Linked DNA regions of Homo sapiens: region 2 is linked to region 1. The links are chromatin loops, found by intact Hi-C in ENCODE. Cell type or tissue: dorsolateral prefrontal cortex. All regions are shown on one strand.

Evidence for each region. Peaks named below come from ENCODE experiments on the same cell type or tissue, not always from the same donor. Only the 100,000 strongest peaks of a DNase experiment are listed, where the experiment ranks them.
Region 2: a loop joins it to region 1, with 2.6 times the contacts of the local background. A loop is called at or near these places in 5 of 110 quality-filtered maps.

What each region holds. Positions count from the first base shown.
Region 1 is chr7:139,566,637-139,574,636 of GRCh38, forward strand. It overlaps HIPK2 (homeodomain interacting protein kinase 2), which reads right to left. Exons shown (of 15, transcript NM_022740.5): 15 at 1-6,761. The coding sequence ends at 6,291. Among named protein-coding and RNA genes, the nearest start is that of CLEC2L, 47 kb to the left of the region's middle. RefSeq lists enhancers at 1,954-2,454, 2,455-2,955. In dorsolateral prefrontal cortex, CTCF peaks have their summits at 3,599 and 3,798; a DNase peak (open chromatin) is centred at 3,645; H3K27ac peaks cover 1,597 bases.
Region 2 is chr7:139,430,580-139,438,579 of GRCh38, forward strand. It overlaps a transcript of KLRG2 not described here. Among named protein-coding and RNA genes, the nearest start is that of KLRG2, 49 kb to the right of the region's middle. In dorsolateral prefrontal cortex, CTCF peaks have their summits at 4,171 (motif pointing right), 4,370, 7,396 and 7,598; DNase peaks (open chromatin) are centred at 1,082 and 4,172; H3K27ac peaks cover 4,931 bases.

The DNA of each region.
Region 1 (8,000 bases):
TCCCTTATCTATAAATGGGGGCTGTTATCCCCCTCCCTGTGGGATGGCTGTTGGGGCCCCTTGAGACAACGCTCATAAAGGCCTTAGCCCGGGAGTCATGAAAGCATTCAACAAATGTTGGCTATTATTTACTTGAGAGATATTGCAAATTTTAACAAATAAGGGACAGTCAGTGTCATGTTCAACACAGGGATCTGAGATGAGGGGCTCCCAGAGGCTTGGGCAAGTCCAGCGGGGGGCATCGGGAAGACCCTCTCTGGTGCTGGTGTTCTGGGACGGGAGCCCTGCAGGGGGCACTTCTCTGCAAACTCTCACTGGGTTTGAGGGAAGAACGGCCTGGAGTTCTTTTTTGAACTTTTCAGAAGCTGCAACAAGAGAAACCTCTACTATGCTGGGTCCCTCTAGTGAGCCACGGTGCCAAAAGCCTCCAATAGGTTTTTTTTGCATTTAAATCCTGTTTCACCGCCTTCCATTCTCTAGTGGCCTGAGATTTTACTGAGTCTGGTCTGTGGAGATGAGAAGTGAGAGTTCTAAGGCATCAAAGTGGAAAAGTACTGCTATTCCGAGCCCAGCCCCCGCGTGCTCTACGCCCTTGATGCAACTGAACTCCTGGCAGCCCTGCTTTGCTCTCTCCCATGGTGGCCTGGGATTAGTCAAGCCCACGTATTGGTATGGCACCTTGTCTCCCGATAGCAGCAGCATCGAAGGGGTCACCTCCACTCCTCTTAAAAGAATAGCACAGTTTTGAAATAAATGCATTTTTTTTTTTTAAAAAAAAGGACAGAGAGGAAAGAGAAAGACAAATAGAATTGCATCACTAATGATGTCATTATTGCCTGGAAAGGAACGAAGGGAAGGCCATTTTGTCCATTTCTGGAGGCGTCTTTGAGAAGGGTTCTTTGGCTAAAGAAAGGAACAGTTTCACCTTCCTTTCCAATTTGGTAAGGACATCTCTGGCCTGCTCAAGTTTGAAGCTTCCCCATCAGAAGTCTGTAAAACACACCAGAAGGAAAAGACACAGACAGGGAATGAAGCCTGCAAAGTCCCTGGGGCTGGAATGTCTTGTGGCCAAGTCACTCCTGCTGGCGCTGTGGAGTCCCAGGCTGGCCTGCAGAAGGAACCCTTACCTCTCCTCAATTCTCTCTGCTAGTTGAGAGCACCGAGCCATTTCCTTCTTTCCATTTTCTGTCCTAGGGTCTACTTGACAGGCCAACAAGAGTGGTGGTCCCACACCCCACCCTGCCCTCAGCATCAGACAAAGAGAACCTGGGACAAAAGCTGGGGCGAGCTGGGTCCCCACGTCGCTCTCTCAACCATGAGCCATCAGTAATACTTCCCGAAGCCTCCTCATCTCCTCCCTCCAGTTTCCAAGAAAGTTTGTTCCACTCACTCACACATGCTCACACGGCCTAAATCTTCCACCCCAAGCTTGTTCCAATATGAGTGTTTGCCATTCCCAAGGTCCAACCAAGGGAAATCGTTCTGTCAGCAGTTGGGCTAATCTCCCCTTCCCTTCCTGATGTCCATCCGTCTCACACGTTGGTGTCTGGGCGGGCTGAGTCTTCTAGGTTGAAGAGGACAAAGGTCAGCTGGCTCCCCCAGCCCGTGAACACCTCAGCCACCAGGAAGACTAGAAAGGCTAACAGTCCAGGAGATGAATGCCGCTTTGCTCCAACCCTTCTTTTTCCTCTGAATTCCACTGACCGCACGCTCCACTTCACAGTATTAACTGGCATCAAGCCTCGACTCTCCCACCCCTTGATCTGCTCACCCACTTCCCTTGGAAACATCCAAAACATCATGAAGAGGCCCTAAGCACAGAGACATGGGGGCCCACGTCCAGACGGGCCAGTCAGAACCCAGTGAGCAGAAGCAAATTGCCCTGCGGTTCACCAGGCTCCAGTTAAACACTCCTCCGTGACCTGACATTTCAAATCTTCCCCTCTTCCTCTGAACAATGTCTCTTCAAATGGGAAGGAGGGAGCCCACAAAAGACTAGAGGATGCTCTAGATGATTCGTGGGCTAAGTAAGGACTAGGTTGGCATCCCTCTGCTTGAGAGCTTGGTCCTAGTGACAGCAGCCTATTTGCTAAGGTGACTCAATGGCAGATTCGGCCAGGTATGCAATTGGGCATCCAGGGAGCTGGCCTCTCCTGCAGGGAGCTTCTCTTGGGGCTTCTGATGTGGCAGCTCCATGCATGGGGGTAGAGGAGGCCATTGGGTGAGGACTAGGAGAATGTGCACTAATGTTTGCTGAGCGTCTGTGGGGCTGGCATCGCCCAATACTTCCCTTCCCTTCCCTTCGGTGAAGCTGGCTATTTCACCCCTTTCTTCAACTGGGGCCTAGCACTTTGTGGGTCTGGGGACAGCGTGTGAGCACCCAGCGCACACAGCACAGTGCACTGAAGATGTGGCCGGAGCCCAGTGGGGATGCTTTCAGAGGGGGTGCAGCCTGTGATGCCTGAGCAGCCGCCCAGCTTTGTTCAGGGTTTCTCTGGCCTCCTGCTGTCCCTCCACCCACTTCCAGCTGGCTAGAATTGGGTGCTGGGGGCATGCATCACAGGGGGAGGGGGCAGGCTGAGGAACTGGGTGGTGTGGTGAAATTTCCTGGGGAAGGTACCACCTGCCAGTCACTCTTACGCCACCTCACTGTGCCCAGCAGCTTCTGGGAGGGGGCAAATGTCCCTGCATTGAAGAACCTAAGCCACGCCCCAGGTGCGCCGATGGCAAAAGGATGGATTGTGGGGAAGCGGATGGGGTCACCTCTGGGAGGGAATTTTCTTGCTTAAATACCAGAGGCAAGCCAAAGATTTAGTTAACAGATTTCAGAAGCACAGGAGAGCTCTGAGGATGTGGGAGAGAAGCTGGCTAAGGGCTGGACAGTCAGTGACTCGACATTCCCCGAGCCCATGAGATGCCACCTGACGTCGCATCCCAGGCCTCTGGGATCTAGAAAATGACAACCTTGATGGTGACCATGTTGTCAGAAGCCCAATCAAGGCTTTGATTCTTCTTTAAACTTTTGTTCTGTGGTGGATCTTTCTTGACGTCTCTTGTTGGGATAGAGATGACAGAAACAATTTTCCTACTTCCTAAGTCTTTCCTTTTTTTTTTTGCCTGACAAAACTGGACATCTGGATGTCCCTCCAGTCTACTTATATACTCACAGAGAGAATAAGTTTAAATATTAAAGAGAAAACACAAAGATACTTGGAATAAATGTGCATTTAAAACCCTGACTAAAATATCAACATAATGATCATAATTACAATGGTAATAAAAATAATTAGTACAATAATATTATCTTTATGAGCAGCATGGAAATTTCATTCCTGATCTGGAAGAATAAAAGGAAAGAAAATGTCAGGTGAAAGAGTAAGTAGCCTCCAACTTAAGCAGACAGAATAATTTTCTTTAAAATGAAAAGAACATTTTAAGCTGTCTTTCCCCCTAAAAGATCAGATCTAGAAAGGGCTGGAAATGAACTGTGCCCAGGAATCTGGGGGTGCTCTCCAGTAAGGCGAACTGAGGCTCATTTGCAGCCAAGACTTGGAACTCGGGATGAGACCTAATGGGCTATTGCTGCCATCTGGCTGCCAAAAAGTCCCTAATAGATGGATTTTCCAGGCTGACCCAGCTGTGGGGCGGGGGGGGGTCCTCTGGCTTCTGTGTCCTCTGAAGCGTTTGCTGCCCTCACCCTCTCTGAACTGACCATTGTCCTGCTGTCTCAGAGGGCTGCGCTTCCCCACCTCCAGATAAAGACAGTATTGATAATGGCCCGAGGGAAGGGAATCTCCTTGCTGCAGGCCTCTTGCCGGCACAGCCTCCAGCAGGCACTTGGCAAGACTGCCCGGCTGTGCCCAGCATGGAGCAGTCATGGTGTCCTTCCTTCTCGCTGAGGCCTGGACTAAGCTGTTTCCAGTTTGGGGACCTGTTTCTTTATAAGTAAGAATTTATGGTTGGGGTGGGGAAGTTTCCAGAGTTATTTCACAGCTAAGAGCTAAGTAACGACTTCGTTACTGAGTTAGGTTGGATATCACTACAAACACACCTTTCACAGTAGATCCTTGAGGGAGACTGCACAGTGAGGAAGTAAAGGGAGGGAGGATGAGGATGGGGCCGCTGACTCGGGAAAGATCTCTTTGCACCTTGGAAACCTGCCTGTGGGGTCAGCTAAAGACTCAACATCAGAAGCAAACAATTAGAACCACCCTTTTCGGCCCCATCCTTGGCCAGATTCTCCTGCCATTCACATTCACATATTTCAGAGTTATTTACTATGAAGAGAGGGAACTCCCCACTTCTCCACACCTCCATCCCCAGAAGTGTCCAAAGCCTGAGAAAACTTCCAGAATGTATCAAAGGTGCAAAGAGGGCAAAGGGCAGATTTCTTTGGAAATTCAACTGTGTGAGTTTTTCCAAAGTGCAGCGTCAGACCCCCGGCCACCCTCATAAGTGTCCCTCCAACCTTCTGCCCACTAGAACCCTCAGAAACCAAAACCAAAATCATGTCTTGAGCAGACCTGGGTAATGTGAGGAGAGAATTCAACAGCAAACAGAGGTTGGTGGTTGTCTACAGAGGGAGGGATCTGGCAAGATCGTTAGAGCAAAACAGCCCAGGGAGCCGGAGGAGAGAGTGGAGCCCCGGGCGAGGCTGAGAGCTCCAGGCTCTCGTGGAGGCGGGAGGGACTGGGGGATGCCGCCTGGGGCGGGAGACGGCTGCCTGGCGAGGCCAACAGTCCGGAAACCTCTGGCCTCACAAATGGCGGAACTGGGGACAGAGTGGGGCAGGGGTGAAGGGTGGGGAGTCTCTCTGGGCCTCCGCCCACAAATTACAACTCAACTACTGCCACAACTCAACTCCCGCCGTCCCCATCTCCAGACGCACCCGCCGGGCATCTGTCTCCCATATTTCTTTCGAGATCCACGGACTCTCTCCTAGCTCCTGCTGGCTTCCCTGGCATCCTTCCGCTAGCAAACAGCCCAGGAAAGACAACGGGCATTAACATTTTAAAAAGAAAAAGAAAAAGAAAAAAAAAAGGCCAGCGTAAACTGTTACAACAGCACAACAGAAGAGCTGAGATTGTGTCTGACTAGCCTCAGTTTCTTGGAGTACCAGTGGAAGTAAACCCTCACGCCGCGTCTGTCGCTCGGTAAGGCACTAGGAGGGAAGGATGCAGTGTCAAGACTGCGCCAGCTAGGGTGGCGGCGCCGAGGGCCACGCGGGGAGGGCGGCGCGTGCACACCCACACGTGCTCGCTCACCCGCACACCTGCACCGCCACATTGGTTACATGCCTATGTTATATCGCTTTTTTTTGTGCAATTACATTGAGGAATATTCTATTGGTATCATTGGAGTTGAACACAAGGTAGGAGACAAGGGTGCTGAGTGCTACATTCTACTAGGGTGTCTGTGACGACCGCTAGCCCTACGCTACGCGACTAGGGGTGGATTCAAAGAGAAAATACATTTTCAGAAAAGAAAAAAACCTAAAGTTTGCAACACACATTATTAATGACATTTGAGAAACAACGTTGCTTAGGGATTTATCCAGAGTGCTCAGAAAAAGAAAACTCGCCCCGCGCCCCCGGGGGCCTTCCAGCAGCCTGGCCGTCCCCCGTCTTTCCTGACTAGGGAGCCCGGACTGGGCTTCGCCAATCCCACACCAGCTCCAAACATCAGCCTCCTCAGGCTGCAGCCCGACATTCTGGAGGGCTGTTGACCCTTTCGAGTTCTGGAAAAATCCCTAAATCTTATGTTCAATTAATTAAAAATCTATTTGATTTCCATATCAGGTGTCCCTGACAGCAGTCTTCCGTATCACTTGCTGCCATATGAAAATAATCTTTGAAAAGTTCATAAAGTTCTTCAAAAACTGGGGCCCCCCGTTTCTGGAATCTTCCTGTTGCTCTCTTCTCCTTTCCAGTTTGGCGTAGAATGGGTTCTTGAGCTGGGTTTTTTGTTATTGACTTTTTTTTTTTCCTTTTTCTTTTTTAAAATAAAAACCATAGATTTCCCACCCTCTTTAATCCCTTCCTTTTAAAAATGTTCTCTTCTCTGCTCTACGTCCTCCCACTTCCCGGTTCAAGTTTCACTGGTGTCCCGACCCGTCCCCCTGCCCTCTGCCCCCCCCCCCCCCCCCGCCCCTGCCCCGTTTGCATTGTTTGTGTGCGGCATCTTCAGTATAAAAGGCCAGCGCCCACGGTCCCAGGAGCGCCTCCCTCCTTCTCTCCCTCCTCCCTCGGGCCATTCTCTCCCTCCCTCCCTCCCTCCCTCCCCTCCAGTGTTTATATGTAAGGGTACTGGTTGACCTTGGCGGGGCTCAGTGGGTATCCAGTGTAGACGGTGGAGGCTGGCGAGGCGCTGATGTAGGTCTGGTGGGCAAATTGGGCTGGATACTGACTCGGGTGGATGGTGGGCGAGGGCAGGACCCGGGGGCCCATGCTCACGGGGACCTGGTGGACGATGCTGGCTGGGTAGGCAGTGTGCTGCACGGTGTGGCGCGCAGAGCCTTGCGAGGCCACCAGGTGGGCCACGGTGCCGGTGGAGCCCAGGGCCGCCGGCGCAGTGTAGGTGTAGAGGTGGGGCTGGGTGGGGAGGTGGGCAGCGGCAGCGGCTGCAGCCAGATGCGGGTGCACAGTGCCGTGGCTGGGGCTGTTGTGCGGGAAGGAGTACGGAGCCTGGGCCATGGTGGGAGTGATGTAGGCCTGCTGCCTTCGGTGGCTCCCAGTGCGGTCCGTGGTGATGTGCTGCTGAGCCTGGGGAGGAGAGGCACCAAGAGAGACGTCAGGGGCCGACACATGGGGAGGAAGGAATGGGAGGAGGGGCAGGAGGGCAGGGAGGAGGAAGAGAAGGGAAAGACTCCAGAAGTAATAGAAGGGGCTTCCCTCTGTGTGTTGAGAAAGTAAAAATTTACTTGGGACCTGGCGCAGTGGCTCACGCCTGTAATCTCAGCACTTTGGGAGGCAGAGGTGGGCGGATCACCTGAGGTCTAGAGTTCGAGACCAGCCTGGCCAATATGGTGAAACCCCGTCTCTACTAAAATACAAAAAAATTAGCCGGGCATGGTGGCACGTGCCTTGTCTGTAGTCCCAGCTATTCGGTGGGCTGAGGCACAAGAATCACTTGAACCTGGGAGGTAGAGGTTGCAGTGAGCTGAGATCACGCGAGTGCACTCCAGCCTGGGTGACAGAGTGAAACTCTGTCTCAAAAAAAAAAAAAAAATTTACTTGGACTGAGAAAATCCCGACTTGGCCTGCCACTCACTGGGCTGGGATGATACACGGATAAAGCCAGCTGCAAAGTTATAGGAGAACATATTTCTCCCAAGGACGTACAGAAGCTGTGAAGTATCAGGATGCCCCAGGCTGGAGTGCAGTGGCATGAACCTAGCTCACTGTAGCCTTGAACTCCTGGCCTAGAATGATCCCCCCGCCTTGGGCTCCCGAGAAGCTGGGACTACAGGCGTGAGCCACCGCACCCGGCCAGGACACTCTCTTTGAGCAGCAGTTGCTTTCTTACTCACTGTAAAATCTTGTTCTCAAAATTATTGGCTCTCACAACATCTCTACAAAAAATTTTGAAAATTAGCTGGGTGTGGTGGCTCATGCCTGTAGTCTCAGCTACTCGGGAGGCTAAGGTGGAGGATTACTTGAGTCCAGGAGGCAGAGGCTGCAGTGAGAGCCATGACAGTGCCACTGCACTTGAGCCTGGGTGACAGAACAAGACCCTGTCTTAAAAAAAAAAAGTTGGCTCTCAGAAGCGTTGCTGTTTGAAGTTCTGTCAGTCCAAATAAAATAGCCCTCTTCTACCTGGTGAACCTAAGTCACGTGACAGAGACACGGGCTCCACTGATGACCTGGGGCAGCACTTCAGATGAGGGGCTCTGAACACAAACACCCCATTTATCTCACTTTGTTTCTAGAGAAACAGGGCCCTGAGTCCACCACGTGAGTCAGGCCTGATGCCGAGCCCTTGACACAGACAGCCCTGCACCC
Region 2 (8,000 bases), 140 kb before region 1:
GCATATCCTTACCATATGACCCAGCAATCCTCCTACGTACCCAAGGGAAATGAAGACTTATGTCCAATCAAACACTTGTATTTGAACATTCATAGCAGCTGTATTCATAAGAGCGGAAATATCCATCAATTAGAAAGCAGATAAACAGGCCAGGTGTGGTGGCTCACCCCTCTAATCCCAGCACTTTGGGAGGCCGAGGCAGGCAGATCACTTGAGGTCAGCAGTTCGAAACCAGCCTGGCCAACATGGTGAAACCCTGTCTCTACTAAAAATACAAAAATTAGCTAGGCATGGTGGCAGGTGCCTATAATCCCAGCTACTTGGGAGGCTGAGGCAGAAGAATCACTTGAACCGGGGAGGGGGAGGTTGCAGCAGTGAGCCGAGATTGCACCATTGCACTCCAGCCTGGGTGACAGAGTGAGACCCTGTCTCAGAAAAAAAAAAAAAAAAAGGTTAAATTGTGATACATCTCTATAAAGGAAGGGATTACTGACACAAGCAGCAACATGAATACCTTTAAAACATGCTGAGCTAATAAATCAAAAGCTGAGCTAAAGGAATGAGACACAAAAGAGTACACATACTGTACAATCAATTCTCTATGTGAAATCCTAGAACAGGCAAAACTGGTTTCTAGGGACAGAAAGCAGGTTTGCCTGGGGCCGGACCTCAGGGAGGACCAAGGATTAATGGCAGAGAGGGAACTTTCTAGCGTGTTGGAAATCTTCCATATTTTGATTGGCAGTAGTTACATGGGTGCCTACATTTGTCAAAAGGCAGTCTTAAAATAGATACACTTTCTTCATTATGCCTCAGTAAATCTGATTGAAAATATATACACTTTTTTTTTTTTCCTGTTGGCAGTATGGACTCTTTTAGGCAGGGTAGCTCAAAATGTGGCTTCTGGACCACCAACCAGCATCAGAATTACCAGGAAAATTGGGAAAGACCTTGTTTGGGGACCCCCATCCCATGCCTGACCTACTGAAAAACCAAATATCCAGAGCTGCTCTTCTGTGGCCTGCGATCCGCTAGGCCAGCCTGAGTCAGAGCCCGGCCTCAAAAGCTCCACTACATAAGCTGGGGCTGGTGGTAATGTTGAGTGTCAGTTTCAAACAATAGCAGCTGGCAGTGCCTGGTGGGAAGAGACTAGAAGAAGTAGAGGAATTCCATGCAGACCAACCTACTGTGTAGCTCTTCTCTTCAAACTTCTGCTTGTAGAAAGCAAAGGTATGCTCTAAAGTAGAGGTTGAAACTCATGAGAATTTACCTTGGTGAAAGAAAGGGTTAGAAGCTATTTTTAAAAAGCAGTTGCAGGAAGCATTTCTGAAGTCAGAACTTCTCAACCCAGGCTGTACACCAGACTCTTGTGGACCTTTTAAAACATCTAATTTCTATTTTTATCAAAGGAGACATGAATATGGTGTTTTTTAAAAAGGTGGAGATGGTTTTAAGTTTGTAAATGTATGTTTTAAAAAAAAAAAAGTCAGTCCTGACCAGGCACGGTGCCTCACGCTTGTAATTCCAGCACTTTGAGAGGCTAAGGCAGGAGGATTGCTTGAGCCCAGGAGTTCAAGCCCAACACAGGCAACAAAGGGAGATCCTGTCTCTACAAAATATTTAAAATCTAGCCAGGCACAGTGGCCTGTGCCCGTACTCCCAGCTGCTTGGGAGGCTGAGGCGGGAGGATCACTGGCGCCCAGGATGAGACTGCAGTGAGCTGTGATCACACCACTGCACTCCAGCCCAGTCAACAGAGAGGGACTCTGTCTTTGAAAAAAGAAAAAGAAAAAAAAAAGTCTGCCTACAGCCTAGTCTCGCTGTAAACTGATTCCTCTTTGGAGGGAGACATTTACAGAGTTTAAATTATATGCAGGCGAAATACACAATCTTGAGAGTACAGCTTGATGGGTTTTTATATATGTATGGTCATTCCTCGGTATCTATGGGGGATTGATTGCAGGACCCCCCCCCCCCAATATTTTTTTTTGAGACGGAATCTAACTGTTCCTCAGGTCTGAGTGCAGTGGTGTGATCTCGGTTCAGTGCAGCCTCCGCCTCTGCTTCCTGGGTTCAAGCGCCACATCTGAGGGTGCACAAGTCTCTCATACAAAATGGTGTGGCATTTGCACATAACCTATGCATATCATCTCTGTATACTTTAAGTCACCTCTACATTGCTTATAACACCTGATACAATGTAAATGCTACGTAAACAGTTGTTACATTGTTTGTATATCATTTGTATTTTTTTAAATGATTTTCTCCCAAATATTTTAAACCCAAGGTTGGTTGAATTCACCGACGCAGAATCCATGGATAGGGAGGGCCAACACCCAACTCCCACCCAGATCAAGATACGGACCATTTCCAGCACCCTAGAAAGTTCCCTGATGGTCCTTCCAAGCTAATAGTCCCCGCTTCTCAAGATAATCACTATTCTGACTTCGGACACCACTGGTTAGAACCACTTTAGGTGCTTTCTGTGGTTCCTCCTTGTATTTGTTTTCATAGTTCTAAATAATGTTTATACTGCTGTTTCTTGGCTTGCCAACTTGGGACAATGGTAGCTTTCTCGAATAGCAGACCAGACTTTCACTCAGTCTCCATCCTCACCAAGTAAAACAAAAATGTTCCAGATTTCCAGGCCCCGGGATCACTCCTACCACTACCTTGGCTTACTCAGATTGAATCCTGCACCTGGGAGGAGTCTGAGTACCTGTGGTGTGTGGTTTTTTTTTTGTTTGTTTGTTTGTTTGTTTTTTTGGAGATGTAATTTCTTGTTGCACAGGCTGGAGTACAATGGCACAATCTTGGCTCACCACAACCTCCACTTCCCGAGTTCAAGCGATTCTCCTGCCTCAGTCTCCCGAGTAGCTGGCATTACAGGCATGTGCCACCACACCCGGCTAATTTTGTATTTTTTAGTAGAGACGGGGTTTCTCCATGTTGGTCAGGCTGGTCTCGAACTCCCAACCTCAGGTGATCAGCCTGCCTTGGCCTCCCAAAGTGCTGGGATTACAGGCGTGAACCACTGCGCCCGGCCTTTTTTTTTTTTTTTTTTTGAGATGGAGTCTTGCTCTGTCACCCAGGCTGGAGTGCAGTGGCACATTCTCGCCTCACTGCCGAGAATGCAACCTCCACCTCCGGGGTTCAAGTTATTCTTCTGCCTCAGCCTCCTGAATAGCCGGGATTACAGGTGCCTGCAACTACACCAGGCTAATTTTTGTATTTTTAGTAGAGACAGGGTTTCAACCATGTTGGCCAGGCTGGTCTCGAACTCCTGACCTCAAGTGATCCCCCGCCTCGGCCTCCCAAAGTGCTGGGAGCACTTCAGTGTGAGCCACCGCGCCCAGCATCACGCCCAGCATCACGTGCGTTTTTTAACCTCACAGGCGATTCCAGCCAGCACCTGTCCCTGGGGAGCCCTGAGCCTGTGGTACTTGGCCCTGAGGCTGGGAGGAGCTGAAAGGCTCCTGATGTCCCAGACACAGGATGTTTGCTGTGAGGAGCTTGGAAGTTAAAATAGAGTATGTTCTCAGACTGCCAGGTTAATTTGCAGTTGGAATAAGAAGCAAGCCGTGAGAATCACTAAAGTGTTTCTAAGATTTTTATTGCTTGTCAAGTACATCCTTTAGGGCTCCGCGTCTAAATATTTAAGATTCCAGCTTTGCTCTTATCAGAGCTCAAATGTGGCCACAGTTCTCCCACCCTTTGCCTGGTCATAATTCAGAACCAACTTATCACCATGGTTTGTTCTCATTCTCCTTCTCTTACTCCCAACCAGTGACACCCGGGCTTCTGCTTACAGCTGGAGGCACTGGCCACCTACCTTCCTTCCTTGGCTGGGAGCATCAACAGCCAAGCCCCTTTACACGGCAGTCATCTTGATGAGTTGCTGGGGCCAAAGCCTGCCCTCCCTCCCTCTGTAAGCAGTATGGATTCCTTGTGGCCTTCTGAGCCTTCTCCTTGCTACTCAAGAGTTTCCAAATCAAAAGACTTGCAGCCTGTTCCTGTTTTTTAAAAGTATTTATAAAAGCTGAATGTCAATTTTCTACTTAGAGTTATAAATAGAAGCAGATGCTCTGGTTTGTTGATCAGCACGCTGTGTTCTTACAGGGGAAGTCAAAGAATCCGAAGTGTGCTTGGAGCATAGAACTAGCGCAAGAGGGCGCTAGTGAGGCGGTGCGGCGCGGGCGGCCAGGAGCTAGGGTTTGAAAACAGACTTCGGTTTGAGCCCTGAATCTGCCACTTAGAAGCTGTGTGCCCTTGGGAAGCGATAATAATACATTTACCAAAGTCAGACTAGATAACCCCAGCACTGAGGAGTTATCCACATCATCTCTTCGTCCTTCACAACAATAAATCTATAAGCTAGAAGTTACCATCTCCAGACTTACAGATGAGATTGCTGAGGCTTAAAAAAGTCAAAAAGGTACTCAAGGTATCATGATAGGGCCTGGGGGAGTTGAATGTAGTTTAGATTAACCCCAGGACCTACTACTTTATTTTTATTGCGTTTATTCAAAGGCAAAACCTGTAAGAGATGCCTAAAAATGATAATGGCTACCTTTCTTAAAAAAACTTTATTGAGATTTAATTTTCCCACAATAAAATTCACCAATTTCGGCTGGGCGCAGTGGCTCACGCCTGTAATCCCAGCACTTTGGGAGGCCGAGGGGAGTGGATCACTTGAGGTCAGGAGTTCGAGACCAGCCTGGCCAACATGGTGAAGCCCCATCTCTACCAAAAACACAAAAAATTAGCCGGCATGGTGGCAGGCACCTGTAATCCCAGCTATTCGGGAGGGTGAGGCAGGAGAATCGCTTGAACCCTGAAGGTAGAGGTTGCAGTGAGCCAAGATTGTGCCACTGCACTCCAGCCTGGGTGACAGAGCGAGACTCCGTCTCAAAAAAAAATCACCAATTTTAAGCATACAGTAAGTTGACAAATGTATCCCACCACTGCAATCATGATATAGAATAGTTCCATCTCCCCACAAATTCTCTCCTGGCCTCTCCCAATCCTCTCCTCAAACCTCTGGCCCCGGCAACCACTGATCTCTCTAGCATGAGCTTTATCTTCTCTAGAACTTTATATAAATGGAGTTATTGGCATACAGACTTTCATGCCGACTTCCTTCCCTTAACACGATGCTGCTGAGACTCACCCGTGCTGTGTGCATCAGCACATCCCACCTTTTCACATTGAGTAGAATCCATTGTAAGGGTGCCCCGCCGCTTACCCACTTAAAGTCATGTGTTTATTTGCTTTTTGTGTATCTTTTTGGTGAAGTGTCTATTCAGATCTTATATAGGGCCTGTAATTTTTTTTTTTTTTGAGATAGGGTCTTGCTCTGTCACCCAGGCTGGAGTGCAATGGCACAATCTTGGCTCATTGCAACCTCCACCTCCCATGTTCAAGTGATTCTCCTGTCTCAGCCTCCCAAGTAGCTGGGATTACAGGTATGCACCACCATACCCGGCTAATTTGTGTATTTTTTAGTAGAGACAGGGTTTCACCATGTTGGCCAGGCTGGTCTCGAACTCCTGACCTCGAGTGATCTGCCCACCTCAGGCTCCCAAAGTGGTGGGATTACAAGCATGAGCCATTGTGCCTGGCCGGGTCTGTACTCTTAACCCGCACACTCTACCTGCGCATTTTTTTCCTCGAGTCTCATCTATTAAATGGAAATAAAAACGCAAGCATGGAAGAAGACTGCTGCTGTTCCGTCTGCCCTTCCCCCACTGTCTAGGGAACCCCCCCCTTCACACCTCTGCAGTCACACGAATGTTTTAGTCAATGTGGACGTTTCCACACTGGTAACAGTGACAGCTTAGTGGTCCAGAGGCGGGTGCCTGAGCCTGTTTAAAACAATCCCAGTCCTTCCTTGGGACTAGTTTCTAGCTTGGACTGGCTGTTCTCTTGAACTGAGGATGTCACGGAAGTTGACAGCTGTTAGTGGCCATGTGCCGCCATGATAAAGCTGGCCACCGCAGAAGCAAGTGACCCAGGCACAGGAAGAGGGGTCGAGGCAGGACATGAGGAGCCCGGCTCCAGCCAGTCCCAAGCCCAGTTGTATCCCTACTCTTGGCCTCTCTAAGGCCCTCCTGAGTCTTCTAATCATTTCTCTTTCTTGCGTAGGCAGCTTGGAATTGGGTTTTTGTTACTAAAAGCCAAACTAACCCACTAATGTACTGGGTCATTGTGGAAATTCCATGCGCTCTATATGTAAACTGTTCACACACACTACCTGGGGCATGGCAGAGTCACCACAGATGTTGGCTACGACACTGCCAGGTGGCCAGTCCCAGCTAGAATGGCCAGGCACTGGGTCCTGCTGCCCTCACTTCACTCGGTGTCCTTGGATCCTCACAGCCTCACCCGGACTGTGTGTGCAAGGACCTTACGGGTTTGAGGTGAGGCCGGAGCTTGACAGGGGACGAAGAACAACTTAACACCCTGTGAAGTGGGAAATGCCATCTGTGAGAAAGACGCCACTGTGCAGAACTGACAGACCCAGCCTCTAGACTCTTCCTACAGATATTCAAGAAATGAATGATTTGGCCAGGCGCAGTGGCTCATGCCTGTAATCCTAGCCCTTTGGGAGGCCGAGGCAGGTGGATCAGCTGAGGTCAGGAGTTCAAGACCAGCCTGGCCAACATGGCGAAACCCATCTTTACTAAAATACAAAAATTAGCCAGGCATGATGGCGGGTGCCTGTAGTCCCAGCTACTCGGGAGGCTGAGATGGGAGAATCGCTTGAACCCAGGAGACGGTGGTTGCAGTAAGCCAAGATTACACTACTGCACTCCAGCCCGGGCAGCTGAGGGAGACTCCATCTCCAAAAAAAAAAAAAAAAAAAAAAAAAAATTCATCATTAGTTTGTTTGTTTGAGACAGAGTCTCGCTCTGTTGCCCAGGCTGGAATGCAGTGGCATGATCTCAGCTTACTACAACCACTGTCTCCCAGGTTCAAGCAATTCTCATGCCTCAGCTTCCTGAGTAGCTGGAATTACAGGCATGTACCACCACACATGGCTAATTTTTTGTATTTTCAGTACAGATGGGGTTTTGCCACATTGGCCATGCTGGTCTCCAACTCCTGACCTCAGGTGATCCACCTGCCTCAGCCTCCCAAAGTGCTGGGATTACAGGCGTGAGCCACCGCACCCGGCCATCATTAGTCATTTTTCTACGAGTTATTAGGCATAAATTGTGAAACATTCACAGGAGGGATTGTGTGTTTGAGATCATCTCTGGTCCAGTTCTTTGCCTCTCCCTGCATCCATGCCCTTTGCCACCTGAGCCTGCAGCTTCATCTACTTCAGGACTGGCTGGACTCCCCCACCCCTGCCCACTGAGTTTGGCTGTTTCTGTGGCTCCAGCTAGTGGCCTGTTGGGGAAAGAATGGTGTGTCAGTTCTGACCTAGGCCTCAAAAGGCCTGCGTGTTTCTTTTGGCTCTCTTGCCATTGTCATAAGACTATGTCTGCCTATCCCAGTAGCTGGAGGACAATGAAGGACACACGGAACAGGGCTGCTCCAGCCAAGGCCGGGCTAGAGAAGGCCACCCAAGCCAACTTGCAGATGTAGGGGAGCCCAGCTGAGATTGGTGGAGCCGGCCAAACAAACGTGTATTGTTCAGAAATGCAGTTTTATTTATTTTTGAGATGGAGGTGTCTCACTTTGTCACCCAGACTAGAGTGCAGTGGTGTGATTGTAGCTCACTACAGCCTTGAACTCCTGGGCTCAAGTGATCCTCCCACCTGAGTAACTGGGACCACAGACATGTGCCACCATTCCTGGCTATTTTCCTTGGTATATACAGGGTCTTGCTTTGTTGCTCAGGCTGGTCTAGAACTCCTGGGTCCAAGAGATCCTCCTGCCTTAGCCTCCTAAAGTATTGGGATTAGAGGCGTGAGCCACTGCACTGGATCAGAAATGCAATTTTAAATGAGATACCACCATACACCGATCGGTAGGGCTGAAAGTAAAAAGAC